Linked DNA regions of Homo sapiens: region 2 is linked to region 1. A link is an interaction called in ENCODE POLR2A ChIA-PET data of the cell type or tissue named here. Cell type or tissue: Panc1. All regions are shown on one strand. Links, peaks and the distances in the headings refer to the core of each region. The heading gives the core; the rest is flanking DNA.

Evidence for each region. Peaks named below come from ENCODE experiments on the same cell type or tissue, not always from the same donor. Only the 100,000 strongest peaks of a DNase experiment are listed, where the experiment ranks them.
Region 2: POLR2A ChIA-PET joins it to region 1 with 9 read pairs; 1 of 35 experiments calls an interaction of 5 or more read pairs at or near these places.

What each region holds. Positions count from the first base shown.
Region 1 is chr19:38,069,402-38,084,604 of GRCh38, reverse strand. It overlaps SIPA1L3 (signal induced proliferation associated 1 like 3), which reads right to left. Exons shown (of 22, transcript NM_015073.3): 3 at 1,506-3,349. The coding sequence starts at 3,039. Among named protein-coding and RNA genes, the nearest start is that of SNORD152, 86 kb to the left of the region's middle. RefSeq lists enhancers at 2,606-3,159, 9,671-10,170, 13,119-13,618, 13,619-14,120. In Panc1, for the core only: no CTCF peak of the experiment used is centred there; a DNase peak (open chromatin) is centred at 4,384.
Region 2 is chr19:37,300,615-37,315,817 of GRCh38, reverse strand. It overlaps a transcript of ZNF875 not described here. Among named protein-coding and RNA genes, the nearest start is that of ZNF875, 26 kb to the left of the region's middle. In Panc1, for the core only: no CTCF peak of the experiment used is centred there; DNase peaks (open chromatin) are centred at 2,687 and 3,164; H3K4me3 peaks cover 1,585 bases; H3K27ac peaks cover 528 bases.

The DNA.
Region 1 (15,203 bases), core at 3,410-5,909:
GCTGCTGTGGGGTACTAGCTGCTAGTACTTCGTCTTTTTTTTTTTTTTTTTTTTTTAAGAAAAGCCCTCTATTCTTGGAAAAGAAAAACTTTGTCTAGCTAAAAACCTGCGTTTCCCAGCCTCTTTTGCACACAGGTGTGGCCACTAAGTGCAAGTAGTTGGACCGGGCTTCTGAGAAAGCTCTTTAACGCATTTATGCCGGAGGCTGCAATTTTTTGAATTTTTCCACAAGTAAAAATTCAGACCCTGGCAATGTCCTTGAGCAGTAGGCTATAACTCCCACATGCTTAGCGTTCCAATAATGAAACACTAGGCATAAGGGCATAAGGGGGTTGACTTGACAAGAGGTCTGCCTTTTTGTCCTTACCCTTTCCTCTTTTTCTCTGCCTGGAAACACAGATGTGACGCCTGGCACTCCAGCAGCCATCTTGGTGTGGAGCAGTGGGGGATCATGCCATGCACTAAGGCTGACCATACTGATGCTTAAGACTGACCATACCAGCCCTGGGCTGCTGAACTCTGGATTTCTTCACAGGAGAGTCCCTTCTATGTTGTTTAAGCCTGTTACTAGCAGTTACAAGCAATTCTCAATTTTTTTTTTTTTTTTTTTTTGAGACAGAGTCTCACTCTGTCACCCAGGCTGGAGTGCAGTGGCATGATCTCAGCCCACCGCAACATCTGCCTCCTGGGTTCAAGCGATTCTCCTACCTCAGCCTCCCAAGTAGCTGGGATTACAGCCACATGTCACCATGCCTGGCTAATTTTTTTGTATTTTTAGTAGAGATGCGGTTTCACCATGTTGGCCAAGCTGGTCTTGAACTCCTGACCTCAAGTGATCCGCCTGCCTCAGCCTCCCAAAGTGCTGGGATTACAGGCGTGAGCCACTGCGCCGGGCAGTTCCAAGACTTTTGTATTCGCTGCTCTGTTCTGGGAACAGTGTCTGCAATTTGCACATGGTGACTTCAGCTTGGTACTCAAACTGCACCTGCCTCGGAGGCCCCCTCTGACCATCCCCCACTGGGATCTGCCCCCACCCTCCGACACTCCATTTCCTTCTTCCCTGCTGTACTCTTTTCCACTGCATTTAGCAGCCTACAATCCCTTGTGTATTTTTCGTATTTATCCTGTTCTATGTTTGTGTTACCCATGAAAACATTATAAGTACTAGGAAGACAGAACATTTGTTTTAAGCTGGTTGATACTACATCCCCAGGCTCTAGAGAGTGCCTGGCACTGAGCTGTCCCCAAGTCCATATGTGCTGAGTAAATGCAGAGCTGTGTCCTGTAGCTCAAGGTTTATGGAGTGCTGCTGTGTCAGACACAGGGCTGAGGCCCGGGTGGCTCTGCTCACCGGATCCTCACAGCCCTCCAGAAGGGAGGTCTCTGTTCCCGCCACATCCTCAGTGCCAGAGCAGGGCCTGGCACAGAGTGAATGAATGAGTAGTGGGGGTCTCGGAGGCAAGCCTCGGCCCACCCAACCTTCCCACCCACACGCCATCCGTCACCTTTGCCCACGAAGTAATCCTGGTAGTAGCGGGCGCCCAGGTCCACATGCTCGATGCTGTACTGCCGGGGCCGACTCTGCGTCCGCTGCTGCTCCTTGGGAACTTCCAACACCGAGATGCTGGCGTTGGTGCGGTAGGCGCTCAGGGCGGGCTCTGCCAGGTGGCCCTCGCCGCTGCTCGGGGAGCCCACGGAAGCCCGGGAGAAGCTCACGTTGCGCTCACACTCGCCCCCGATCTCATTGCGGAAGTGCGGGCAGCTGAGCAGCAGGTCGTTGCTGTTGTCATCGCCGAGGTCCTGCTCCAAGTTCTCCTTGCAGTTTAGGTCCTCTGTGCTGGTGAAGGCCGGGTCCAGGCCTCCGAGGCTGTGGGCCCGCGAGGCCGTGAGGGAGGCCATGGCCGAGGCGGCGGAAGCGGCCGAAGCACCCGTGGTGGTGTTCCGCCGCTGCGACACCGACACCCTGTTGGCGGCCGCCTCGTTGAGGTCGAACAGCATGCTCTGCACGTCGAAGTGGGCGAAGCTCTTCTGACACACCCACGGCCTGCTGGCTTCCGGGGGGCTCCGGCCCTCGTCGGCCTCCCCCGGGGAACGCCCAGCCTCCCCCTCGGGTTTGCTGCTCCTTAGCTTCCGAAAGATGGACGAGTCCACCGTGTCCCCGCCGCCGAGGCCCCGCGCAGGTTTCTTCCGGGCCTTCTCCTTCTCCTTCGTGGGCTGCAGTGGCAGGAGGCTGTCCTTGGCGGGCTGCCCGTTGTGGGAGTCCCCCTTGGCTCCGCCGCCGCCCCCCATGAGGTGTGGGCCAGGATCTGCCCGGAGGAGCTCGGTGAGGGCCTGGCACCCTCGGGCGTCGGGCTGCTCGCTGCGGAACTCGTTCAGGATGTCGAAGAAGCTCTGCTCGGGCATGCCCTGCACGTCGATGGACGAGGTGCTCCCGTACTCGCGGAAGAGGGGCAGCGCCCCCGTGTGCCGGGCCCCCCGCGGCTCCCCCGCGTCCTCCGCGTCACACTCGCTGAGGGTGATCTCGCTGCTGCTGCGGTGCCGAAGGGGGAGGAAGGCCCTGCCGGGGGACCGGGGCCACCCGTCCTGGAACTCCACGTCTTTGGACCTTCTCCTGGAGAGTCGGTGGAAGGCTTTGGACCCTGAGGAAGCCGGGGTGCTGGTGGGGGGCTGTCCGTTCTGTATGCTCCTCATGGAATGGGCCATCTTGGTGGCCTTTGTGCCATCTGTGTCCTGGGAGGGGCTTGGGTTGCTGTGCTCTCTCAGGGCCTCCCGCTTGGGCGGCCAGTCGGCCACCCTTGCGCGCACGCCCATCTTGGGCATTGCGGGAGTGGTGGGGCTGGGGCGGGTGGTGGCGGTGGCGGTGGCGGTGGCGGTGGCCGGGCTCTCGCCAAGAGGCTGGGACATGCTGCCATTCTGGGCCCAGAATCCCAAGGGAGCGTAGTCCCCTGTGTGTGGCCCAGGGAGGACATCGCCCACCCTGGCGCCACAGCTGGCTGCCAGGTCCACACCATCGCTGGGGATGGCCCGATAGGTGGTCATAGTCCACGGGCACTGGAGTGCTGCTGGCCCCGTACGCTGTGGTGTCACTCTATGGGGTCCCCCAGCCCTCAGCCATTGTTCAGGGCAGCCAGGCCCAGGATGAAGGATGCTGGGCCCTGAAACCTGACAGGAAGGTTGTGAGCCTGTGGAGTCCAGTTCTCCACCATCGCTGTGCACAGCTGAGCCAGGACAACCTCAGGAAGCAGGTGCTGTCCTGGGGGCTCCAGACCGAGTGGCTCAGTAGCGCAGAGCAGGCAGTAGCTGTGGTCGCCCGCCAGCTGGAGGCAGCAAGGATGTTGTCCTCGCCATGCTGAAATGGAAGAAAAGGAAAATATGAGCTGCGATGGCCGTGTTACTGCTCCCAGAAAGTGGGACATGTGACTTTTCTTGACAGCCTTACTCATTTAAAAAATCTTTTTATTATGGAAATTTGCAAACATACTCAAAAGCAGAGAGGAGACTGAGTCACCCATCAGCTCCAACAACCACTAACTATTTTCCATTCCCATTTCATCTATTCACCCAGCCTTGTGACCTTCTTTGTTTCTGATAGAATGTTTTAGAGTAAACCCCAGACATCATTTTTTTTTTTTTTTGAGACAGAGTCTCGCTCTGTCACCCAGGCTGGAGTGCAGTGGCATGTGCTTGGCTCATTGCAACATCCACCTCGAAGGTTCGAATGATTCTCCTGCCTCAGCCTCCCAAGTAGCTGGAATTCCAGCATGTGCTACCATGCCCGGCTAATTTTTCTTATTTTTAGTAGAGACGGGGTTTTGTCATATTGGCCAAACTGGTCTCAAACTCCTGGCCTCAGGCAATCCCCGCCCGCCTCAGCCTCCCAAAGTGCTGGGATTACAGGCATGAACCACCATACCTGGCCAGACATCAGGTCATTTCACCCATAAATATTTTAGCTTGTATCTCTAGTACATAAGATTTAAAAAAAAAAATCACAGTAACATTATCATACTCATCTACATTAACAAGAATTCTTTAATGTCATGCACTACCCTGCCTGCATTACATTTCCCATCATTGTCTCGCAGGTGTCTTTTGTGAGCTGGTTTGTTCGAAATCATCCTCTGCTTATGCAGGTATTTTCTCAAGTCTCCTCTACTCTACAATGGCCACCTTCCTTTATTTTGATGCTCTTTACTTGTTGAAGGAAAGGGGTCACCTGTCCTGTGGATTTCCCCACTTTCAGGATCCCTGAGGTGCCACTTAACATGTTCCTCTGCCCCCTGTATTTCCTGTGAACTGGTGGCTTCATGCAGAGGCCAGACTATTGTCCACCTGCTCTGTTGTTTGCTCAGCTCAGCTACTCTGCCAGAAAGGAAGTGAAAATGACAGATGAGTCAACATGAGCACCAGTGGAGTTTGGGGAGGAAAGCTGCAGAAGGAATGTCTCTAGAAATCCATGTGGTTACTGCAGACTATGACTGGGTAAATCAGAGCCCATCACTTTTTCACTGAGATCTCCCCAGTGACTACTTACTGCATTAAAACACCATCCAAACTCCTTCCCCTGCTCCACAAGCCCCGCAGGATCTGGCTTCCATGTCTCTCCCCATCCCTGACTAAGCTCTGATCATACTGGCCTTCTTTTCTGTTCTGATGCACCAAACCTTATCCAGGACATCTGATATCCTTCCTCAGTCCTTCTTGGGGCTGGTTCCTTCCCATGATGTCAGTTCTTCCATGGGGACTTCCGGCTGGGCACGGTGGCTCACACCTGCAGTCCCAGCACTTTGGGAGGCCAAGGCGGGTGGATCACTTGAGCCCAGCAGCTCAAGACCAGCCTGGCCAACATGGCAAAACCCCATCTCTACTAAAAATACAAAAATTAGCCAGGCATGGTGGCATGTGCCTGTAGTCCCAGCTACTCAGGGGGCTGAGGTAAAAGGATCACTCGAACCCGGGAGGTTGAGATTGCATGAGCCACGATCACACCACTGCACTCCAGCCTGGGCAACAAAGCGAGATCCTATCTCAAAAAAAAAAAAAAATCCCCAAAAACAAAAACAAACACAAAAACCTTCCCAAATCACCCTATAGAGACAGAGAAGCCCGGTCTTCTGGAAGCCTTTCTTAATTACCCACTCTACTTTCTTCCAATTTTTCTTAGCAGTTGTTCGTTCTGTCTACTGGCTAGGTCCACCACTCAAATGTTGGCTCCAGAATGGCAGGGATGTCTGTGTTGTTCACTGATGCATTCCCAGTGCCTAGAACAGTTGAGACGGAGTCTCGCTCTGTTGCCCAGGCTGGAGTACAGTGGCGCGATCTCGGCTCACTGCAAGCTCCGCCTCCTGGGTTCACGCCATTCTCCTGCCTCAGCCTCCTGAGTAGCTGGGACTACAGGTGCCTGCCACCATACCTGGCTAATTTTTTTGTATTTTTAGTAGAGACAGGGTTTCACCGTGTTAGCCAGGATGGTCTCGATCTCCTGACCTCATGATCCGCCTGCCTTGGCCTCCCAAAGTGCTGGGATTACAGGCGTGAGCCATCTAGAACGTCCAGGACGTTCGTTTAGTATTATACATATGAGTGAACAGATGGCCTCTGCCTAATTGGAGGTGTAAGTACCTCCTGATTTGCAGGCCCCTGGGGAAGGGAGTCTGTGCTTCTGTCCAGCATATAAAACACCCTGCGGGGTCACTTCCCTTTGTCTCCACCTTGAACTTCTAGAAGATGAAAATCCTGCTGGAGAGGAAGGGGAAAGTGGGTCGCCGTCTGTGATGGAAGCTGTTGACTGCCCAGCAGCCGTGCCCGCTCCCTCCTGCCAACGGAACTGATTTTGCTCAGGGCAGTGGAGTGCTGCTTTGGGCCACGCACTTGGTTCAAGGTGACCTCTAACTTTTCTTTCCCTGGGAATCTAGAGCTGGATGCAGCCGTTCTTGATCAATGGCTATTGGAGCTTCCTGTGTGAGAAAGTAGCAGGCCTCTTCTGCGTGTATGTGTCTGTGTGTGTGTGTCTGTGTGTGTGTGCGTGTCTCTGTGTATGTCTGTGTGCGTGTCTGTGTGTGTGCGTGTCTGTGTGCGTCTGTGTGTGTGTGCATGTCTGTGTGCCTGTGTGTGTGTGTGCATGTCTGTGTGCCTGTGTGTGTGTGTGTGTGTGTGTGTGTGTGTGCATGTATGCGCATGTGTAGGGGGGCTTTTCCTAATTTATGCCCAGTTATGGAGCGCACTGGCAGAGATCACAAGGGAAGCTCAAAGCAGATTCAAGGAGCAAATAGCAAGGGGAGCCTGAAGCCTCTGAAAAAGTGAGCACCAGAAGAGGGCAGGTGGAGAGTGGGGAGCAAGGGGGAGCCCCTCTTCCTGGTGCCCCACGAGAACACAAACGATCCTGAAGATGTTGCCGGGAGGCAGCACAGGGATGGGCTACAGAAGAGAGAGGAAGCTGGAAAGCCCTCAGGGTCGAGTTGCCTAAGGGAGACAGGAGAGAGGCCAAGAGGAGCCTGCACTGACCTGGATGGCAGGGCATCTTCTGACAATCAAGGCTTGCGGGAGTATGGATGTCAGATCATCTGATTTTCCAACAGAAATCAGAAATCTAGAGTTGCATGTAACATTTCCCAATTGGAAAAGCAAAAATATTGGCCAGGCGCAGTGGCTCATGCCTATAACCCCAGCACTTTGGGAGGCCGAGGTAAGTGGATTGCCTGAGGTCAGGAGTTCGAGACCAGCCTGGCTAACATGGTGAAACCCCGTCTCTACTAAAAATAGAAACGTTAGCTGGGTGCGGTGGCGCACACCTGTAGTCCCAGCTACGTGGGAGGCTGAGGCAGGAGGATTGCTTGAACCTGGGAGGTGGAGGATGCAGTGAGCCGAGATTGCTCCACTGCACTCCAGCCTAGGCAACAGAGTGAGACTCCATCTCAAAAAAAAAAAAAAAAAAAAAAAAAAAGAAAAAGAAAAAGAAAAAAGAAAAAACAACAGAAACAACAACAAACTATCATGCAGAGATGATCGGAAGAATTTTCAAAAAACTAATAGTGCTTGCCTCTGTGTGTCTATCCCCACCACTCCCAGGCCCTTCCTCTGCTCCATTTTTCTCCTTAGCACTTATGAACAGGCTTACTTCTTTTTCTTATTCATTTTTATTATTATTTTTTTTAGAGACAGGGTCTTTCTCTGTTGTCAAGGCTGGAGTGCAGTGGTACAATCATAGCTCACTATAGCCTCAAACTCCAGGGCTCAAGTGATCTTCCTGCCTCAGCCTTCTGAGTAGCTAGGACTACAGATGCACGTCACCATGCCCAGCTAATTTTTAAATTTTTGGTAGAGGTGGGGTCTTAGTATGTTGCCCAGGCTGGTATCAAACTCCTGGGCTCAAGTGATCTTCCCACCTCAGCCTCCCAATGTACTGGGATTACAGGTGTGAGGCACCGTACCCAGCCTCCTCAATGACTTTCTCACTGGCATCTGGGAACTCATCTGCTGCCTCTGGTTGGCAGAAGCTGCTTCTCCTGCCATCTTGACATTTTTTAAGCCATACTCTTTCTAAAATTATCAAACCATCCTTTGCTGGCATTAAATTCCCCAGCTTGAGATCCTCCTTCTTCCTTTTGCTTTAGGTTGCCATGTAATGACTTCACTTTTTCTCGAAGCAAATTACAATCTATAGGTATGCCTTATAGCAATCCTGTACCCACATAGAAGCTGCATTTGCAACACGAGATAAAAATATATTTTGTAAACAGTGCAAGGTTTTTGTGCCTGCTGGCATACAGGCAGTGACAGCTTCATGAATTTCCTTTTCATTTTTTACGATGGTCCTCACACTGGATTCATTTATCTGGAAATGGCGGGCAACTGCAGCTGCAGATCTCCATCGATGGCACATATCAAGCAATTGCATATTTTCTTGTAATGTTATGACTTTTCTCTGCTTCTTGGGACAACTTCCAGCATCACTAGTGGCACTTTGTACGGGTCCCCTGAGGTTATTCAGGGCTTACAGTATTGCACTAAACACGATGAAAACTAGGTGAGAACCTCTAGGGATCATTTTTTACTGCGATGTGCAATTTGCTGGAGAGACAAACTGCTCATGCGGAGATGATGAGTGTCACACGGTGTTTCAAATGGATACTCACAACACTTGAGCTCACCGCAGTAGCAACAGGAGGTGGTCGCGAAACTATGACGGTAGTGCAGTGTGTACTGCAGTTAATTTCATGCAGTTATGATTTAATTCTGCATGTTTATGTTTGTTTACATTTCTCTTGGCTTGGCAGTGTGTTTGTGTGTGTGTAAGTTTTGATAAATTTTAACTTTTTAGAATGCATTTGTGTATATTTTATGGTAGCAAATGATAAAATAGAAAAATAGACTAATGTACATATATTTTATGTATTCATGACATACCTAACATTTTATTTTTATTTATTTATGTATTTACTTATTTATTATTATTATTATTTTTTGAGACAGAGCCTTGCTCTGTCGCCTAGGCTGGAGTGCAGTGGTGCGATCTCAGCTCACTGCAATCTCCGCCTCCCAGGTTACGCCATTCTCCTGCCTCAGCCTCTGGAGTGGCTGAGACTACACGCGCCCGCCACCACGGCCAGCTAATATTTTTTGTATTTTCAGTAGAGACGGGGTTTCACCATGTTAGGATGGTCTTGATCTCCTGACCTTGTGATCCGCCTACCTCGGCTTCCCAAAGTGCTGGGGTTACAGGCGTGAGCCACCGTGCCCGGCCTTAACATTTTATTTTTTAAAAAATATTTTTAGGCTATGTGGTTCACCTGCAAGATCTTTTCTTTTCTGTTTTTTTTTTCTTTGAGACAGAGTGTTGCTCTGTCACCCAGGCTGGAGTACAGTGGCACAATCTCGGCTCACTGCAATCTCTGCTTCCCAGGATCAAGTGATTCTCCTGCCTCAGCCTCCTGAGTAGCTGGGATTACAGGTGCACACCACCATGCCTGGCCAATTTTTGTATTTTTAGTAGAGACAGGGTTTTACCATGTTGGCAAGCCTAGCTCAAACTCCTGGCCTCGAGGGATCCGCCAGCCTCGGCCTCCCAAAGTGCTGGGATTACAGGCGTGAACCACCGCACCCACCCCTGCAAGTTCTTTTCAAATAGTTGCAAATCTCTTTTTTTTTCTGAGACGGAGCATCACTCTGTCACCCAGGCTGGAGTGCAGTGGCGCCATCTCAGCTCACTGCAACCTCCGCCTCCCGGGTTCAAGCGATTCTCCTGCCTCAGCCTCCTGAGTAGCTGGGATTACAGGCATGTGCCACCACGCCCAGCTAATTTTGTGTCTTTTGTAGAGACGGGTTTTCTCCGTGTTGGGCAGGCTGGTCTCGAACTCCCAACCTCAGGTGATCTGCCTACCTCGGCCTCCCAAAGTGCTAGGATTATAGGCGTGAGCCACCACGCCCAGTAAATAGTTGCAAATTTCTAAAAAATTTTCCAATATATTTATTGAAAAAAATTCATGTATACATAGATCCACGCAGTTCCAACCCATGTTGTTCAAGGGTAAAATGCACTTCCTAAGAACATTAACAATAAAAACCTCAATGAAGCCGGGCACAGTGGCTCATGCCTGTAATACCCGTACTTTGGGAGGCTGAGGAGGGAGGACTGTTTGAGCCCAGGAGTTTGACACCAGCCTGGGCATTACAGTGAAACCCCATCTCTACAAAAAATTTTAAAACTTAGCCAGGCGTGGTGGCGTATGCCTGTAGTTCCAGCTATTTGGGAGGCCAAGGCTGCAGTGGGCTGTGATTGTGCCACTGCACTCCAGCCCAAGTGATAGAGCAAGACTCTATCTCAAAAATCAAACAACAACAACAACAAAACACCACATACACACACACAATGAGGGTAAACAAAATAAGTATGTGTGGGTCACACTTCAGCAGGGGTTGCTGGTTTGCCAGAGAAAAGTGCAATTATTTTATCTATGGTGTTTATTGTCTCCACTCTAAACTGTCAGTTACAGAATGGCAAGACTGTTTGCTTGAGAGCCTGAACCCTGCCCCACAGTCCGCTGTGCTGGGCACCAGATCCCAGGTCAAGCTGGGATGATGGCCCGCCTGAGGGCGCTGCCTGTCCTCAGCAGCCCAGCCTGTGTTGTGGCTCTGCCTTCAGAGTGCAGAGTGCGGAGGGAGGATTAGTCCTTTGAGGCCACACTTAAGGCTGGGTTGGGAAAACCAGTGGCCCAGATGCGACCCTGACTTGCTTATGCAAGCACCTCCCGACAGATGGGCTTTGCTGATGGCATTTGTTTCCAGCTCAGTCAGAAACCCTCAATCCATTCTGCTCCCTTCTGTGCACACACACAGATGTTCTTGCAGGCCTTCGTCTCTCTGAACAAATCCCTTCTCCTAGCAGCTGCAGTCGAGTCTTCCTGTGACATTCAGAGGCTGAGTGGCACCCGCAGCCTCTGGGACTCAGAGGGTGCACACTGGTCTCTTTCCAGCTGTCTTCTACCGAGCTCCTCCTCCCTAAAAGCACTTGGACCTTCCCGATGGGGAACCCCCGTGATGAGAGAAGCACAGCATAGGCAGGAACCAGACTGCCTCCTGGGCTCAATCCTCGTGTGTCATGGACGGGTTATGGAAATAGTGACTCAGTTTCAATCTGTAAAATGGGTATAATACCACCTGCTCTTACTACAGTTCTGTTGTGTATCTTTGGCAGAAGTGCTTCCCCTTTCCCCCCACAGAAGCACAGTTGGAGTGGGCACAGGACGTGGGCTTGGTCGGCCCAGGGTCCTCTCCTAGGACTCCGTGCGAGGTTTCTAAGAGCATGTGAGGCTGGAAAGTGTCCTTGCAGGGGCAGGCACAGTGGACCTGGCTTCTCCTGTGCAGTGACTTTTGCTGGGGACCCCTGGTTTCTTCCCTCCAGGGCTTCCTTGGCTCCCTCCCTGTTTTCTAAGATTGCTCCTCTGGCCTCGTGTTCATTCTGTACATCCTCAGTGAATTGTGATTCGGCCACAGACTGCCAAGCGTGGCTTCTGCTGCTGGCATCAGAGGACCCCGAGTGACACACGGTGCTGTGTGAAGGAGGGCAGCTGGGGAACTGTATATGGGGAAAACTAGGGCAGCCTGGGAGACAGCAGCAAAATGAGGAGTGAGTGGCAGTGGGAGACAGTCAGTTGGGATGTGTTTGGCTGCGAGTAACGGAAGACTATCCAACGGTGCTTTGCACGGTGAAGACATTTAGTCATCTCATGTCACCAGGAGGCCAGATATGGCGGCTCCAGGCCTGGTGGGAAAGCTGGAGAGCGATGTGAAGCATGTCCCCCCATTCCCTCTGCCTCCCTCCTGTGCTGCAGGATTGAGCAAGTCTTCTGGCTTGCTGCGTCACGGTCACAAGCTGGTGGCCACAGCCACACTTCCCACTGAATCATGGGCAAAGGGGAAAGATAGGAATGGTGAGGGCACCGGTCTGACCCTAATCAGGAAGGAGAATCTTTCCCAGAACATTCCCCTTGCTGCAATCCTTTCTTTTATGTCCCACTGGCTAGAATGTGGATACACGGCCACTCCGGTTGCAAGGGAAGCTGGGAGAGCCAGCATCTGTAGCCATCCTGATTGCCTCTGGGCCAGTGGGGACGCATCAGGGTCTGTTAGAAGAGCAGGCAACCAGTGATGTATCTGTGGGTGTAAATGCTCCCAGATTGCCCCTGCGACAAGCAAGCAAGCCCCACAGCCTTGGTGTCTTGGCTCCAAAAGGCCCAACTCTGTGAGGGCTGCAATGTCTGCCAGAAGCTCACAGGACACAGCATAGGGAAACACAAGAGCCCTCCAATGTGGACAGTTGTGGTTTACTTTCCCTGTCGCCAGGACTCCTTTTTCCAACAGTCCCGACTTCCCTTTGGGAGCCTCCCCTCTCCAATGGCCACCCAATGGGCTAGAGGTGGGGCTCCTTCCCCAGCTCTGGAGCAACCCATGTGGCCTGATCAGAACCAGTGAGACCGTGATGTCTTTACCAGGAGTGCTGGAGCTGAAGGCTGCGCTTTTCCCTTTAACCCTAAGTCTGAGAAGATGTGAGGGATGGAGTCGCTGCAGCTGTCTCGTAACCATGGGAGAAGAACTATCTGTGAAGGGGACTGGGAGTTAGAATCTGGGGCTGTAGTCATCATTTGAGTCTCTGCATCAAGTTGGACACAAAGTCAGCCCTATTCCATTTCCCACCACTGGACATTTTAGTTATAAAACAAAACAACAATGAAAACATACACAAAAGCCAGTATCTACGACAGCAACTACCATGAATAGAATCCTTCTATGGTCCAGGTCCTTTCCAGAGCACTTCACACCTGTCAATTGCTATGTGTTAACCCTTTCAACAACCCCATGAGGTGGGTATCATTATTACCTCCATTTTACAGATGAGGAAAGTGAGGAGCAGACAGAGGAAGTAACTCATAGCCACATGGCTATGAGTTGACACAGTGGGGACTCAACCCCAGCCCCTTCTTACCTCAAGTCAGACAGTCCTGAGTTCAAGCACCAGCCTTCCTTGCAATCACAGGCAGCGCCTGGACCTCTGTGATTCTCATTTAAACGTGTGTCGCCAATGCGGAAAACATCTCCAGCTCCCACTGCTCTTCTGAGTTCCAAACCCCCCTACCCACCTGATTACTTGACATCACCACTTACACATCTCACATGCACTGCAACTGAACATTCCCAACCTGAACTCTTGATCACTCCCCATCCACAAAATGTGTTCCTTCTTGGGACAGGCGGGATGAGCTAAGCTATGCTGCAGTAACAAATGACCCCAGATGCTCAGGGGCTTTCACAACTGAGGCTTGGTTCTTGCTCACATTTCCTGTCCATCACAGGCTGGCTGAGAGCCCTGCTCATGCCAACTTCACTCCCAGCAGACAAAGCAGCCCTTACCTGGGACCCTGCTGATCACAAAGGAAGGAGACAGGGTTGAACCACGCACTCCAGCCTGGTTGCACAGTGAGACCCTGTCTCTAAAAAAATTCTTTTCTAAATAAATATCTGATTGGGCACAGTGGCTCATGCCTGTAATCCCAGCACTTTGGGAGGCCGAGGTGGGCGAATCAACTGAGGTCAGAGGTTCGAGATCAGCCTGGCCAACAAGGTAAAACCCCGTGTCCACTAAAAATATGAAAAAATTAGCGAGGCATGGTGGTGCATGCCTGTGGTCCCAGCTACTTGGGAGGCTGAGGCAACAGAATTGCTTGAACCTGGGAGAGGGAGGTGGCAGTGAGCCGAGATCACGCCACTGTACTCCCGCCTGGGCAATAAAGTGAGACTCTGTCACTACATAGATAGGTAGGCAGGTAGGTAGGGTAGGCAGGCAGATAGATAGATAGATAGATAGATAGATAGATAGATAGATAGATAGATAGATAGATAGATAGATAAAACAACATAACTATTAAATGACTGGATGGATGACAACCTCACTCAGGACCAGGGAGCACTGGCTCAGTTGGGGTCTGTGACCCAAGGCAAGCAGGGCCTGCTTGGTGCCCGAGTGTGCCCTTCCCTGGGAAGCAGCACGCCCAAGAAGCTGAAAGCAATGCTTGGAGATAGCTTGTAGGGGTGGGATGGGCTGTCCTTTCACAGGCCTTTGCTTAGAGGTAGAGGGACCCCCTGGGTGTTCAGGGCTGCCCTGATGTGCTCCAAGCATCTCCCTTTCAGGGAAACATGATCTAGTCACGGCCATGGAGGCTAAGTGGGGCTCAAGCACTCTGGAGGGCTCAGGGATGTGGCATCAAGTCCGAGGGTTCCTCTCTAAGGCCCAGGTGGAATGAGGACTCCTCCAGGCATGCATCCAGTGACTCAGCAGTTTCTGGGCACGTACAAGTCATTTGTTTATCCAGGAAGAACTAGTTAGTCCTTAAAATGCATCCATTCATCCATTCACTCACACAACAAACACCTACCATGTTCTTATAAATCCCTCAAAAAAGTTCTTCCAGCCAACAAAGCCCTAAAAACATATTCATTTATTCACCATTTCCCAGTCATGTATAACTCATTCATTCATTCTACAAGCACCAAACACTCGAAATCCATTCATTTACTCAATCTATTTCTACTACACGCCACTGCTGTGGGTGCTAAAGAAAATCTCTGAGCAGGACAGACTGTGCCCCTGCTCTCATGAATGGACCTCCAGTAGAGAAACGCCAGAGAAATAAAATAGAATTTCCAAGGGTGGCCAGCATTGTAAAGGTCATAAAATGGCTGGGTGCAGTGGCTCATGTGTGTAATCACAGCACTATGGGAGGCTGAGGTGGGAGGATCGCTTGAGCCCAGGAGGTCAAGGCTGCAGTGAGCTGTGATCACGCCACTGCACTCCAGCCTGGGTGACAGAGCAAGACCCTGTCTCAAAAATAGATAGATAGATAGATAGATAGATAGATAGGACTGAAGATCACTATAGTTGGGAGGGGGTCAGGAAGACTCCTTGAAGGGTGGTGTCTAAACCAGGATCTGCAAGAAGAGAGGGTACCTGCCGTGGATGAGCAGGGAAGCTGGGAACAGCCAGTATCCAAGGCCAGATGGGGATGCTCGGGGGACTGGTCTTCCTGCCAGCATACAATAGAGGTACAGAGGAGCTTTATAAAAATATAGGTGTCTGGGCCAGGCATGGTAGCTCGTGCCTGTAATCCCAGCACTTTGGGAGGCCAAGGCAGGCAGATCACTTGAGGTCAGGAGTTCAAGACCAGCCTGGCCAACATGGTAAAACCCCATCTCTACTAAAAATACAAAAAAAAAAAAAAAATTAACCAGGTATAGTGGCGCGTGCCTGTGGTCCCAGCTACTTGGGAGGCTGAGGCAGGAGAATCGCTTGAACCCAGGAGGTGGAGGTTGCAGTAAGCCGAGATCGCACCACTGCACTCCAGCCTGGGAGACAGAGCAAGACTCTGTCTCACAAAAATAAAAAATAAAAAAAAATATATAGGTATCTGTCCACACCCCACTCCCAGAGATTCTGAATTAGCTGGTTGGGGTGGGGCGCAGGCCTGAGTGCCTCTTAAAAGCTCGGCAGCTGATTCTACTGTGCAGTCTTAGGTGAGGACAGAAGGAACAGAGAGAGCAGAGAGAAGAGGGTCTGCCTCCGAGCTCGGAGAGGCTGTACATCCAAGTGGGCAGGTGGGTGATGGGAGCCAGGACATGAGATACAGCAGGCCCAGCAGGGAGGCTGGAGCGCA
Region 2 (15,203 bases), core at 1,158-3,657, 770 kb after region 1:
TTGAATGCAACACTTCTGCTTGTAGGTGCAGTCCCACACATACCGTGGACCTTAAGATGTCTATAAACACTAGAAAAAAACTTGTAACTTTGAGTTGGTCTGGTGAGTTACTTGGCCCTTCTCCATGTAATCGGTTGCAGAAATAAACTTTCTTCTTTCCCAGTCTGTCTGCATCCTATTGGAGAATCGCGACGGACTGACTCAGCAAACTCCTCTTTTGTGTGGTTATCTGGGACTCCTTTGGGAGGGAACATTTTAAATTTTCCATTTCAAAGGGTTCCATTGGCACTCTTGCACTGTTATTCTCTGCCTACCCTGAGACTTGAGTTCTCCTGGACTCGAATCTCCAGCCACAGAGTCCAGAAGCCCATACCTCCACATTCTGTGACTGTTCCCAAACACAGGGAGAATTTGCAGAAAATATGTATAAAAACCTTGCCATTCTTCGCAATAAAACCCCACATTACAAACTGGTGAAAACGGAGGATTTTAGCTTGAACAGGTTTTTCCTCTATTTGAAATCAATCATTTCCCTTTTACAATTTTGGAGTGAAGTTTCAAAATCAGTACGCACCCACTCCCAGGTTTATCCTTATGTAAAGTGCCCCCTCTGCACATGCAACATTTAATAAACCTTGAAAATATGATGCTAAGTGAAAGAAGCCAGTCACAAAAGACCACATGTTGTGTAATTCCATTTAAATAAAATATCCAAAATAGACCAATACATAGAAACAGAAAGTAGATTAGTGGTGGCCCGGGGTTAGGGGAGTTGGGGGGAACTGGAGGGATATGGGGTTTACTTCAAGGTAATGAAAATGATCTAAAACTTACTGTGGTGCTGTTTGCACAACTGTGCAAATATACTGAAAACCGTTGAATTTTACACTTTCAATGGGTGGCTTCTGTGATATGTTATTAATATTTCTCAATAAAACTTCAAAAAAAAATAGTGCCTATGTCTTTTTATGTATTATTCCTCCAGAGTCTAGTCCACATTTTTATACTTGATGAATAAATTAAGATTTTGTTTATTCTACTTCTTCTTCTTTTTTTTTTTTTTTTTTGAGACAGAGTCTCCCTCTGTTGCCCAGACTGGAGTGCAGTGGCACGATCTCAGCTCGCTGCAACCTCCAGGCTAATTTTTATATTTTTAGTAGAGACAGTGTTTCACCATGTTGGCTAGAATGCTCTCGAACTTCTGACCTCAAGTGAGTCCCCCACCTTTTCCTCCCAAAGTTCTGAGATTGCAGGCATGAGCCACCATACCCAGTCCAAGATTGAGTTTCCGTTGTTTCAGATGCCCTAGGACCATCTTATTCTACCTTAATTTCTGATGCATCATCTCAGTGGAAATTTTCCATTAGATGCCAAAGTATTTTACTCTTTTTAAGATTTTATCAGCTGGGTGCAGTGGCTCACACCTGTAATCTCAACACTTTGGGAGGCCAAGGTGGGAGTATCATTTGAGCCCAGGAGTTTGAGACCTGTCTCTGCAACATAGTGAGACCCACATATCTATAAAAAAAATAATAATAATTAGGTGGGCGTATTGGTGCATGCCTGTGGTCTCAGCTACTAGGTAGGTTAACGTGGGAGGATCTCTTGAGCCCAAGAGGTCGAGGCTGTGGTGGCCATGATTATACCACGGCACTCCATCGTGGGTGAAAGAGGGAGACCATGTCTAAAAAAAATTTTTTTTAATTAGAATTTTTTTTAGAAAACAAAGCATACACTTCGTGACTTGATATAAATGAATGACTTTTGTAATCTACAGAAACCAAAATAAATAAATAAATAAATAAAAACCCACATCCATTCTTTTTATGCGAGTCTTTGGTGTCTCTGAGTTATAAGAATTGTGAATTATGATCAATAACAAATATGTATGACAAGGACTCAATAAGGGATAGGCATTAATAAATTGCAATTCACACTGCCTGGAGTAAGGCCTTTAAAGATGTACAAGAAAAAGAAAGAAAATGAAAAGGCATTGAAAAACTGCATTGCCTACCAAAATGCTAAAGTTTACCTAAGTCCATTAATCAACACACACACACACACACACACACAATGGATGTGTAAAATGGTCAACACAGTCTCCCATGAGTGTATTCTCTTATCAATAGGTCTGTGGGGGTAAGAGATGAGGTTCTATACATCCTGGAATCGGGGATGGGAAATCTGAGGTCCCTGGGGTGACAGGGGAGGGTCTGTAGATTAGTGATAGGTGGTCTTTGGGATAGTGATGAGGTCCATGGAATCAATGATTGTAGGTATGTAGGGTCAGTGATGAGGGAATCTGGTGTGAGTAATGGGATGTGTGTGGAATCAGTGAGAGAGTGTGGAATCAATCTGTGAAAGCCCAGAACTGTGGTGTCATCTCTCAGGGTGACACATCCTGATCTGTGTGTCAGTGGTGGAGATTCTATGGGGTAAGAGTGTGGCTGTCAAGTCCCTGCCACTGTGTGTTCTGGGTCCCGCCAAGTGCACAGATTCCTTTACCTGGTTCTGGCTGGAGAGGCTCTTCTCAAGGACTCCTCTCGTGAAAGGTGGGTTGGTGGTGGTGTTTGTTGTTGTTGTTGTTGTTGTTGTTGTTGTTTCGCGGGGGGCGGGGTTGTCTTTTTCTTTTGGCTTTGGTTTTGACTCTTAGAGACCACAGACACATGCAGCATGTCAGAAGAAATTTTTGTCTGGGCAGTCGCTAGGTCCTTTGGGCCAAGCCATCTAATGGGAGAGAAGCTGACCATTCCCTCAGCGCGGTTCAGATCTAGACGGTCGCTTTTAGGTGTCCACACGGTGGTGTGCAAGTGGGTTGTGGCTTTGAGGGGCAGGTGGGCGGGAAGAAACAACTAAGAAAGACACAGGAGCGCTCCTCAGGCTGGATTTGTCACAGCCGGAAGAAAAGCCGCCCTAACCAACCCGTCAGGCGCCAATGGGAGGTGCCTCCGGGCTGTGAGAGGCTGGCGGAGGCGGGACCTGCAGATCCAGAGAGCCCGGGCACAGAGCCTGTTACTGCCAGACGCTGAGGCGTTGCCGTGGGAACCAAGGGCCTTTCGGGTCAGATCAGAGCCTTTCTCAGACAATTCTTTCGGTAACTGGCGAGGTCCTGTCCAGCGCACGCCCCTATGAAGGCCTAGTGTGCCGTCTGCCGCGGAGTCTTCTTTGGTCTTGTTTCTTACATCCCTGCGCTAATCTCGCCGTCTGCTCCTACATACCCCAGGCATTTGCCGCATGCTGGTCCTTTCTTTCCTGACAGGCGGGCCGTCTCTCCAGCTTCTGGGAGGACAGTTCAAATTATGGAGGAGGGGGCAGGTGCAGGGCAGCAGTGCTGAGGGGAGTAGGGGGGAGTTGGGGGAGCAGGGGCTCATTTTTCTTTGTTGCTCGGATTCCTAAGCCTGTGACTTTGAGAATCGGCTTCTTCCTTGCAAGGTTTCAATCTGAGGCTACTGGGGAAAGGGCAAAATTGGAGCTGGATGGAAGCGTGGTGGGGAGAGGAGTAGGTGTAGGGAACATGGAGAATGTGTCAGGCAGTGTCTTTATTCCTGGCACCTTACTTTGCCTGCTGGAGTTTCCCAGTCTGTTCCAGGCGCATTCTCTCGACCCAGAAGGGGCCTGATGGGGGATGTTGGTCGCCAGTGTGTGCTCCCCTGGACTGGATTGGAATTGGTCCCACAAACTATTTTTTTTGTTTGTTTTTTAGAGGGAGTCTCGCTCTGTCACCCAGGCTTGAGTGCAGTGGCGCGATCTCTGCCACAGTTATCAGTTCAGGGATAAAGATATTAGGATACCTTTATAGTAGATAAAGAGCTAACTCATTCTTTGTAAGAGTTAAATTATCTTCCATTATACGAGCATTTAGGATATTAAAGTACTTTTGCCACCAAAAATAATGCTTCTGTAAATATTCTTTTACTTATATCTTTATGAGTTTTTACTTCTGCTGGGACAAATTGCATGAGGAAACAAATGTATGGGTATATAAATATAACATATGTATATATATTTAATATGTGTATATACAACTTAATATATACACATACATACAATAACATATACAAGGCAGACTTCTATTACTGGCCAAGATGAGATAAGCACATTTCAGCATCTCTCTCACCGATTTCTACTTAACACCCCAGAGTGAATACAAAAAGAAACCACCTGAAGACTCAGAAATACAAATAATAGCAGGCAGATGTGAAGGGAGTTAAAAACGTGAAGAATGGACGTGATGACCACAGGTTTGCTGGGGTATTTTCCCCCTTTATCTTCTGGCTTTGGAAGGAAGGAAGTCTCAGAGCTGTGTGATAGGTTCAGGGAGCAAAAATTATGAGAGAAACGCTTTCCTTCCAGCCAGAGGAGTCCAAAAGAGGACCCGGTGTAACAGAGTAATAAAAAGGATATTGCATCCTTTTTTTGCAATAAAAAGGATATTACAAAGGTTTTCGATGAAGAAATACCTAGGGCAAAATATGTGGGAAGTGGCATTGGGCTTCAATGCTCTCTCCCCAGCACATCATCCTCCAGGAACCCCCACGTGTTCAGCAATCTGGAAGCTCTCTGAACCCAGTCCTTTTGGATTTTCATGGAGGCTTCATTACATAGGCATGATTGATGACATCATTGGCCATTGTCAGTCAACTCAACCTTAAGCTGCTGTCCCCTCCCCGGAGGTCAAGGGGTGGGGCTGAAAATTCCAACCCTCATATCACATCCCTTGGCCATCCAGGAGCCCACCAAGAAGTCCCCTCATTAGAACATAAGATGTTCCTATCAGCCAGGAAATCCCAAGGGATTTGAGAACTCTGTCAGGAACTAGGGTCAAAGACCAGATATTAGAACAGATGATCCTCCTAGTACCCAAGGGTTTTAAGGAGCTCTAGACCAGGAGCTAGGGGCAGAGACAAATATATGTATATTTCTTGTTATTTTATATTCTCAACTCCCCAAGGTTATCCATTTTAAAAGTCTGGTAAGTTTCCTTTACCTCTCTCCTTGCTCAGACATGCACACACACATATACTGAGTGACTTTTGTTCCCTTTTGCCTTTACTAGAATTATATGTAATTTTTTTTTAGCTTGTGTTTCTAGGGAAGACCTTATGGATGTCCTTCCAAATTAGTGCTTGCTGATTTGAGTAGTACTTGGAAGGAGGTAATTTTTTTTTAAATTCAAGCTCTTTATTATGGATACTTCCAGCATTATATGTGCAGAGAGCCTAGTACAGTGAACCCAGCCTTAACAAGTAACACATGGCCAGTTTTGCTTCATCTCCATTTACACTCAATTATTTTAGAGAAAATTCTAGACATTTCATCTATAAATATTTCAGTATGAAATATAGTTCTTTTAAGAACTTTTCTTAAAACTCTTTTTCTTATAGTTCTTTTAAGAACTTTTCCTGACCTCAGATGATCTGCCCGCCGCGGCCTCCAAAGTGCTGGCATTAAAAGCTTGAGCCACTGCGCCCAGCCGGCTCTTATATGTCTTTTAATCTATTGACTTCCCTTTTTTCTTGCTATTTATATTTTGGAGAAATCAAACACTAGATCATATAGAGTTCCCACATACTGCCTTTGAGTACACCCCCATGGTACTGATTAACAAATTAGATGCTGTATATTTTCTCTAAAATATCTGGTCATTAACTAGAGCAGTGGTTCTCAACCAGTTGTGGTTTTGTTTTTTGTTTGTTTGTTTTTATTTTTACCTCTAGAAGACATTCGGCAATGTTTGGAGATATTTTTGGTCGTCACAACTGCAAGGAAGGATGGTATTGCTGCCACCTATTGGCTAGAGGCCAGGATGCTGCTAAACATCCCATACACCTTACAGGACAGCCTTCTCCAATCCCAAAGAATCATCTGGTCCAAAGTGTAAATAGTGTCAGAGTTGAGAAATTCTGCTCTAGAAGCTTGGTCAAATTCAAGTTCAATTATTTTGGCAAGGTCTGCTTGTCACTGTTTTTGTGATTAGATTTGGTAGTGGGCTTAAGTGTCATCAATGTGATTTATCCATTGTAAAGTGATTGCCTTTTGCATAATGTCATGCATTCATTCATGATCATTGCCTAGATTCGTTGTTGTTAGGAGCTGCAAAATGATCACTTTCTTATTGTGTCTCTCTTTCAGCCATTACTGGAATCCTTTTATTTCCATTACTGAAATTTCCATTACAGGAATCCTTTTATAAAAATAAAATCCCCACACATCAACTATCTGATTACTTAGAGGGATAGCATGTGTAGGAAAGGGAGGATAAATGCTTGATTCTTTCCATTCATATTCATTAGTTTTCAGAATTACGAGTTTCAGAATACTGCATTGGTTTCCTAGTCTCCAAAGGTGATTGCTGCAGATTGTATTCTCCAAAGATGGTTGCAACAATAGGCTTGTCTCATATGTTGTTCTAGAATCTTGCAATTCCCACTTTAAGGGTGGAGTCTAACTCCTCTGCCCGTGAATCTGGATTTGTTTATTGTTTGTAACCAATGCTGTGTGACTCCCAAGGCTGAGTCATAAGAGGCACTGTGGCCTTCACCTCATTAGCTGAAACTCCTGTGTTTGAAGTCTCGAGCTATCATGTAAGAAGTTCCAAGTGCTGTGAGCTGCCATGCTATGAGGAAGCCAAGTCATGTGGGGAGGCTACTAGTCTGAGTCTTTGAGTCCTCCCACTGCATGTGCCAGACATGTGTGCAAAGCAGGCTTCATAGGTTTGCAGCCCTCAGGCATCAGGTTATTCCCAGCTTTTGAATCCTCCTGGTTGAGGCCAGAGACATCAGGAGCAGAGGCACACCATCTCTTCTGTGAGCTCTCTAAATGCCTAACCCACAGAATCAGTGAGCACAGTAAAATGGTTGTCTTATACTACTAAGTTTGGAGTGGTGTGTTATACAGCATCAGTAACTGGTGAACAATGATTGATATACCCACACTTGTTTATGTCATATTACACACACACACACACACACACACACACACACTTTTTTTCTTTAGAGGTGGGGTCTTGCTGTGTTGTCCAGGCTGGTCTTGAACTCCTGGCCTCAAGTGATCCTCCTATCTCAGCCTCCCAAAATGCTGGGATTACAGACATAAGCCACTGCACCTGGCCAATACTCACATATTTTATTTTATTAAAAAAATTTTTGGCTGGGCATGATGGCTTATGCCTGTAATCTCAGCACTTTGGAAGGCCAAGTTGGGTGGATCACAAGGTCAAGAGACTGAGATCATCCTGGCCAACACCGTGAAACCCCGTCTCTACTAAAAATACAAAAATTAGCTGGGTGTGGTGGCACGTGCCTGTATTCCCAGCTACTTGGGAGGCTGAGGCAGGAGAATCGCTTGAATCTGAGAGGCAGAGGTTGCAGTGAGCCAATATGGCAGCATTGCACTCCAGCCTGGCAACAGAGTGAGACTCTATCAAAATAATAATAATAATAATAATAATAATAATAATAATAATAATACGAGCAAGAATAACCATGCCTAACAAATAAAAACTGATGGTAATACATAAGGTTACACAAATATTCAGACATATCATGATCCAAAAACCACATATCTGTTCTCTTGGCTATCCCATCCAAGTGGAGCCAAAGGCTCTGCACAGGTTTCCAAACACTAATCATAGACATGATAGCAACTGTGGTCCGCTCCCTCCTGGTTACCTGCTCACCTGAAGCAGGTAAGAGCCTGCTTGGCCTCCTAAGGAGGCACTTCTGAGGCAGGAGAATAGAAAATTAGCATAAACTAAGGGTTAAGGTGGAAGCAAAAGAACAGCAGGTGCAGCAAGTTCTAGGCCAGGTTAAGCAGCACACAGGCCACATCCTCACTCCTGTGATAACAACACAGAAGTCTCCAGTTCAGCCTCTGAGTTCAGCCATGGGCCAATCCTTCACAGTGTGTAACCAATTGGAGGCCTCGAAAGGGCACTTATTGGTGTTATCAAATTCTTTGGCTTAATAAAAACTCTAAAGAACATTGTAATCTGGGCTCTTCGGCCGCTTGCTCTAGCCGGCTCTGGCTCTGTAGAGTGGACTTTCGCTTAAATAAATCTGCGGTTTCGTTGCTTCTTTCTTCTTTCGTGGCTTCGTTCTTTTGTTGCTTCGTGTAGTTTGTTTAATGCTTTCTTCAACAAGCCAGAAACGTGGACAACTTACAGTCAAGACCTTCCATCCAGTAACAGTTCTACACTCTAGAAGTATCAGTATCGCCAAGAGATGTCAAGACATCAAGGGGTCAAGTGTGGTATAAGACCTAAGATTAAGGCTCAATATTATATGTGCCCTGACATTGGGGGGAAAACAAGGAGGCCTGAATGGATTAACTGCAAATTCCTTGCCCTGTTGTACTCCTTTGAATAAGGTGCCCTAGCCGAATCACTTCCCTCAGAGGACCGGCACATTACCTGCTTACTGCATAGTAGCGGGCGTCAGGTTCCAGCCAGCCTGCAGAATTATTCAAACAGGCCAATCACACCCTCCTTCAAGAACCAGGGGTTACCTCCCATACTCTTGCTACTACAAAGCCTCCTGGTATAGCCTCCACCTGATTACTCTGTTCCTAAGTGCAACACGGTATCCCATATGGTGTGCTGGGCCCTCCTTCCCTGGGGCGTAAATATGGGTAATTAGCAAACCAATGTTCATCTCATTTATCCAGTGTTAGCTACCATGTGCTTTGCAATAATCTGCACTTCCTTTCTAATTCTTGAGAGACATCCGGGTCCTCTGCTCCTGGGTGGAGGATTTTTAGGATTTCTGCCACTCAGAATGGGCAGGTGACTTGAACGCCTGCGGGTCTGACACAGCACCAAACCTCGCCAAGGCCTTCAGAAACTAAAAGTGCAGCCGCCAGGAAAATGACTGCCGGTTCCGGTCACACGACCGGCTACACGACCCAGGCAGAGACCGAGAAAGAGGCTCACCAAAAAGGACGACGTGCAAGAAACCGCCCTCCAGCGAACAGGGGACGTTCGTCCGAAGACATACATGCACACCCCCATTCACACACACAGCCCCAGCAATTTTTTTTCAGGAGCTGCAGCCTGACCCAGAGTAGAGCGCAGTCAGCCTTGCCAAAGCGCATGCGCGAATCATCAGCGGATGCTCAAGTCACAGAGACCGCCACCGCTGCCTGGAGATGAGTCCTTGAACGCTTCGCGAAGGAGGAGCCTTCTGTGGCAGCACGTCGAACTCCGGGCTAAGGCCAGTCCTCGCCACGGGGTCGACAGGATGGTATCCGGAGGCCAGGATTCGCGGAGGGTCGACCAGGAGGAAGAAACCTCAGGAGGAGCGCCTGGGAAGCACCGCAGGATTCCAGGCTCAGGCCTGCGCGAACGGTGTGCCAGTGAGTTTCCCCAAAAGTCGTGCCTTTGCGATCTCGAGGACAGGTCTGCTTGTATGCCCAAGGGCTGCTCTCTCACCCCAGGGTCGTTGTCGCGGAAAGCAGAACCCTGAGGCTTCAGGGGCTGCCTGGGGATGAATGTTACTGTGCCACTGCAGTATGTCTGGGTTCTGTCTCTTTCTTTCTCTTGTTTCTCTCTGTCTCCTTTCTCTATCAATCTCTACCTGTTTCCGTCTGTGTGTGCTCGTGTGCGTGTGTGTTTGGATGCATATGCGCTGAAGGGCAGTTTCTTGTACGGCCTTTCTTCTGGTGAGCCTCTCCCCGCGTCTCTGCCTGGGTCATCTGGCCGGTTATCATTCGTTTTCCCGGTGGTTCCAGTTTGGGTTCGTGACGGCCTGGACAACGTGGGGAGTTGCGTCGGACCCGCAGGGGATTAAATCGGCTCCCCATCGTGAGCGGGCTCATTGCTAGTATCAAGACGACCACACTCCAGCAAAGGACAAAATTCTCACAGAAGCTCAATATCCACCTGCATGAGAGGTGCCCACCGACCTCAAAGAAGATGGGTCTCACTCCTCTCGCCGTATGCCCTCATTGAGATATCTAGACACTGCTGGAAACAAGGAAAGAAAAGAACGCCAGGTAGGAGATGTAGCAAGCATCTCTGCACTCGAATACTGGTCTTCTTGGCCAAATCACCGGTTTGGCACTCCTCCACACATGCCCAAGGTGGTGGCATTGTGCTGTATGGAGCCTGGGCTCTGGCCTCTGCTCTGTCCTCCCTCTTGCTCTGTCTGCCCTGTTTCTGAGAAGCCTAGAGGCTTCTTTGGCTGAATGTCTTCAACAAAGAAGACTTCTCAGTCCATCAGGGAGAAACTTCGTGAGGATGGGTTTCATGATTGTTTCCCTCTCCAAACTTATTTCTGGATGATTGGGCAGGAAGCCCGGAGCTCTGGGCTTCCATACCTGCCTGGGACAAGGAAGCTCCTTTGGTATCCATGTCACAAGTGATGGCTGCCTGACTGGTATAGGAAGAGCAGGAGGCGAAGGTGGCTGGCCTATTACCTTCTAGGAAATGTGGTGTTGTATCACACCTGCCTTTCCTCTCTGATTCTTCAAGGCCATCTGGCTCCTCTGCTCCTGGGGAAAGTGCCTTGAGGCACTGAATCTTCTGGCTGCCACGGATGTCAGGAAGCAAAAGGGACAGGGTTTTGCTGGGTGCAGGAGAGGCAGCATCAGTGGTACCTACCCAGTGGCGGCGTGAAGGTGAGGTGTATTTTGTCGAAACCTCTCGGCTCCTCTGGCAGGCGTCCCTGAATGTGGCTTGGACTCGGGCACAGGCCCTGTCTCGCAGGTTTTCCGGTGTGCTAGGCTTTTCCTCAGCTTTGTGCAGGAGGTCTCCAGTGGTCCGCGGGCGCATCCCGGGACACCACTGTCCGTCTCAGCATCTCTCCATACGGCCTCGGAGACACAAGCTCACTCCATCTGCTCTTGGGGGATACCAGTGCCACCTGTGGTCCCACTGGCTCCCCCTCGGACTCGCCTCTGTCTCTCTCTGCACATGTCAAGCAAAGCAGTGTAGGGATTCCGGACCCCCTGGGCCTTAAAGATTAAAGCAGGCCACGGTTTCACCAAAGAAAGAGGGAGCCAGTGGACTCACTGGTCGGTGTAATTTCAGTAGACACCACATCTTGGGGCCCATGGGATCTTTCTGTGCCCCAGCGAGACCTTTCCCACCTCACTACATCGTAACGCCATTACTGATCACCGGGTCGGATCCATAATCAGATCCGAAGAGGACTCCGGAGAGGCCAGCCGGCGCCCTGAAGCTACTCCGCCACTGGGAATTGAAGCAGAAGACAGATCAAGGAGGTCTTGAACACGGGAATCCTATGGGTCCGACCCTGGGTCTCCCACAGGAACCTCTCCCATTCCTCACCCCACACGATACCTCCAACACTGCTGCGGCCGTCGACACCCCACTCCCAGCAGCAGCAGCGTCGGCGCCATTTTGCAAAGGATCCGCGACCTTAGTCTCCGGAGTAACAAGGGGGGCGGGGGAGTCGGCCTCGCCAGTGCGCATGCGCGAGGTCCGAGCCGCCGCTTTGGTCACAGGGACCGCCACAGTTGCCCCGGGATGGGTCCCTGAGACCTGGGAAAGTAGGAGCTCTGTGGGATAGTGCGTCAGAGTCGGGGTTCAGACCAGTCCTGGCCAGGGAAGTTAACACCGCGGTCTCCGGAGCCCGGGATTCGCGGAAGGTACACCACCAGGAAAAAACAACAGCAGCAAGAAATCTCAGACAGATCGCCGGGGAGGCAGCGCGGGAATCCAGCCTCAGGAGTGCGCGGACGGTGTGCCGGTGAGTCTCCCCAAAAGTGGTGCCCTTGTGATGTCGAGGACAGGTCTGCCTGTGTGCCCTTGGGGCTGCTCTCTCACCGGTGGGTGGTAGTCACGGAGAGCAGAACCCGGCAGCTTCAGGGGCTGCCTGGAGGTGGCTGTTAACTGCTGTAGGTCTCTATGCCTTACGGGCGTGTGTGTGTGTGTGTGTGTATGTGTGCGCGCGCCTACGTGTCTGTCTGCCCACTTCTATCGCTCTCTTACGTCTCTCTCCCTTCTCGCTCTTTCCCTCGCTCTCTCTTTCTGTCATTGTCCATCTGTCTGTGCGTCACTCTTGGCACACATGTGCCCTGTACGCCGCATGCTGGGTTTCTTGCATGTCAGCCTTTCTTCTGGTCAGTCTTTTTCTGGTCAGCTTCTCCCTGCCTCTCTGCCTGGGTCGTGTGGCCAGTTGGCAGTCGTCGTCCCGGCGGTTCCAGTTTGGGGGTCTGTGAAGGCCTGAGCAACGTCGCCATCGGCGTCGGACCCGCAGGGGTTTTCATCCCCTCCCCATCCGGAGCAGCCTCTTTGCTAGGCTGGATCCAGACGAGCGCTCCCCAACCAAGGACAACGGCCTCCCAGGCGCTCATTGTCCACCCGCAGGAGGGTGCCCGCAGAGCTTCAAGAAGGTGGTTGTCACGCCTGTCGCCCTCTGCCCTCATCGAGAAATGTAGCCACAGCTCGACGCAGGGACGGAGAAGGAAGCCGGCAAGGGGATGGGGCGGCAAGCATGTCTGTCTCTCAAAGGCTGGCCTTCCTGGCCGAGTCACCCGTTTGACAGTCCTCCCCGGATGCCGGTGGTGGTGGCATGGTCCCCCCGTATCCTGCCTGTGCTCTGGCCTCTGCTCTGACCTCCCTCTTGCTGTGTCTGCCCCGTCTCTGAGAAGCCTGGCGGCTTCTTAGTGTGGCTCAGTGTCTTCCACAAAGAAGACTTCCCCGTCCATCAGGGAGAAACCTCGTGGCGGTCCGCGTCATGATTGTTTCCCTCTCCACACCTCTTTCTGGATGATTGGGCAGCTGTGGTGATCTTGGAGCTCTGGGCTTCCATACCTGTGTGGGACAGGGAAGCTCTCTCGGTCTCCATGGCCCAAGTGATGGCTGCACGCTCGGTCCAGGAAGAGGCGGAGGCAAGCCCACCGCTCCTGACATTGGCCTTCTAGGAAAGGCGGTGTTGCATCCCACCTGCACTTCCTCTCTGATTCTTGAGGGCCAACCGGTTCCTCCGCTCCTGGGGAAAGTGCCTTCTAGCACCGAATCTTTTGGCTGCCACGGATGTCAGGGAGCCAACGGGACTGGGTTTTGGCTGGGTGCAGGGGAGGTTGCGTCAGGGGTACCTAGCCGGCGGCGGGCTGGGGGTGGGGTGTACTTTGTCCAAACGTCTCGGCTCCTCTGGCGGGCCTCCCTGAACGTGGCGTGGACTCGCGCACAGGCCCTGTCTCGCAGGTTTTCAGGTGCGCTTGGCTTTTCCTCCGCTTTGTGGGGCAGGTCTCCAGTGGCCCCCCGGGCGCACGCCTGGACATCACTGTCCGTCTCGTCGTCGCCCCCTACGGCCTCAAAGACACACGCGGCCTGCATGTGCTCTTGGGGGACGACAGTGCCACATGTGGACACACTGGCACCAGCTCGGACTCGCCTCTGTCTCTCTTTGCCCGTGTCGCCGGAAGCCGCGTCGGGATGCCGGAGCCCTCGGGCCTTGGAGATGAAGGCAGGCCCCTGCTCCTGCCAGGAGGGAGGGAGGCAGTGGGCTCATGGGTCGGTGCCTTTGCAGCCGACAGCACGCCTTGCGGCCCTGGGGATCTTTCTGTGCCCCGGCGAGACCCTTTCGGCCTCACTGCATTGGAACCCCATTCCCGATCACCCGGTTGGATCCATCATCGGACCCCAAGAGGAGTCCGCGCAGCCCAGCCGGCATCCCGAAGCTCCTCCTTCAGCGGGAACCGAAGCAGAAGAGCGATCAAGGAGGTCCTCACCACAGGACTCCTATGAGTCCGACCCTGGGTCTGCCGCAGGCCCCTCTGGCAGTCCTCTTCCCACCCGCCGCCTCGGGCTGCGCCGCCACCGCCGCCGCCGCAACCTCCAGCACCGCCGCCCCAGGCCCCGCAGCCGCCGCGTCGCCGCCATTTTTTAAAGGGTCCGCAGCCTGACTCTGCGGAGTAAGGGGGGGTGGAGCGGGGGAGTCGGCCTCGCCAGTGCGCATGCGCGAGGCCCAAGCCGCCGCTTGGGTCACAGTGAAAGCCACCGTTGCCCGGGGATGGGTCCCTGACACTTGGCGAAGTAGGAGCCCTGTGTGATCGTGCGTCTGAGTCTGGGCTGAGACCAGTCCTGGTCAGGGCAGTTACCAGGACGGTTTCCGGAGGCCGGGATTCGCGGAGGGTCCACCAGCAGGAAGAAACGCCAGGAGGAAGAAAACTCAGACAGATCGCCGGCGAGGCAGCGCGGCATCCCAGCCTCAGGCGTGCGCGGACGGTGTGCGGGTGAGTCTCCCCAAAAGTGGAGCCCTTGTGATGACGAGCACAGGTCCGCCTGTGTGCCCGTGGGCTGCTCTCTCACCGGTGGCTCTTAGTCGCGGAGAGCAGAACCCGGCAGCTTCAGGGGCTGCCTGCGGGTGGGTGTTCCCTGCTGTACGTGTGTGTTCGTTATGGGTGTGTGTGTGTGTGTTGGGGGGGTGCGTCTGTGTGTGTGTCTGTGTGTGTGCGCGCGCAGTGCGTGTCTGTGTGCCGACTTCTGACTCTCTCTCACCTCTCTCTCTCTCTCTCTCTCTCTCTCTCTCTCTCTCTCTCTCTCTCTCTCCCTTCTCGCTGTTTCCGTCGCCCTCTCTGTCTGTCTCTGTCCGTCTGTGTGTGCGTGCGCCTTGGGACACATGTGCCCTGTGCGCCGGAGGGTGGGTTTCTTGCACGTCGGCCTTTCTTCTGGTCAGCGTGTCCCCGCGTCTCTGCCTGGGTCGTGTGGCCGGTTGGCAGTCGTCGTCCCGGCAGTTCCAGTTTGGGGGTCTGTGAAGGCCTGGGCAACGTGGGCATCGGCGTCGAACCCGCAGGGGTTTTCATCCCCTCCCCATCCGGAGCAGCCTCTTTGCTAGGCTGGATCCAGACGAGCGCTCCCCAACCAAGGACAACGGCCTCCCAGGCGCTCATTGTCCACCCGCAGGAGGGTGCCCGCAGAGCTTCAAGAAGGTGGTTGTCACGCCTGTCGCCCTCTGCCCTCATCGAGAAATGTAGCCACAGCTCGACGCAGGGACGGAGAAGGAAGCCGGCAAGGGGATGGGGCAAGCATGTCTGTCTCTCAAAGGCTGGCCTTCCTGGCCGAGTCACCCGTTTGACACTCCTCCCCGGATGCCGGTGGTGGTGGCATGGCCCCCCCGTATCCTGCCTGGGCTCTGGCCTCTGCTCTGACCTCCCTCTTGCTGTGTCTGCCCCGTCTCTGAGAAGCCTGGCGGCTTCTTAGCGTGGCTCAGTGTCTTCCACAAACAAGACTTCCCCGT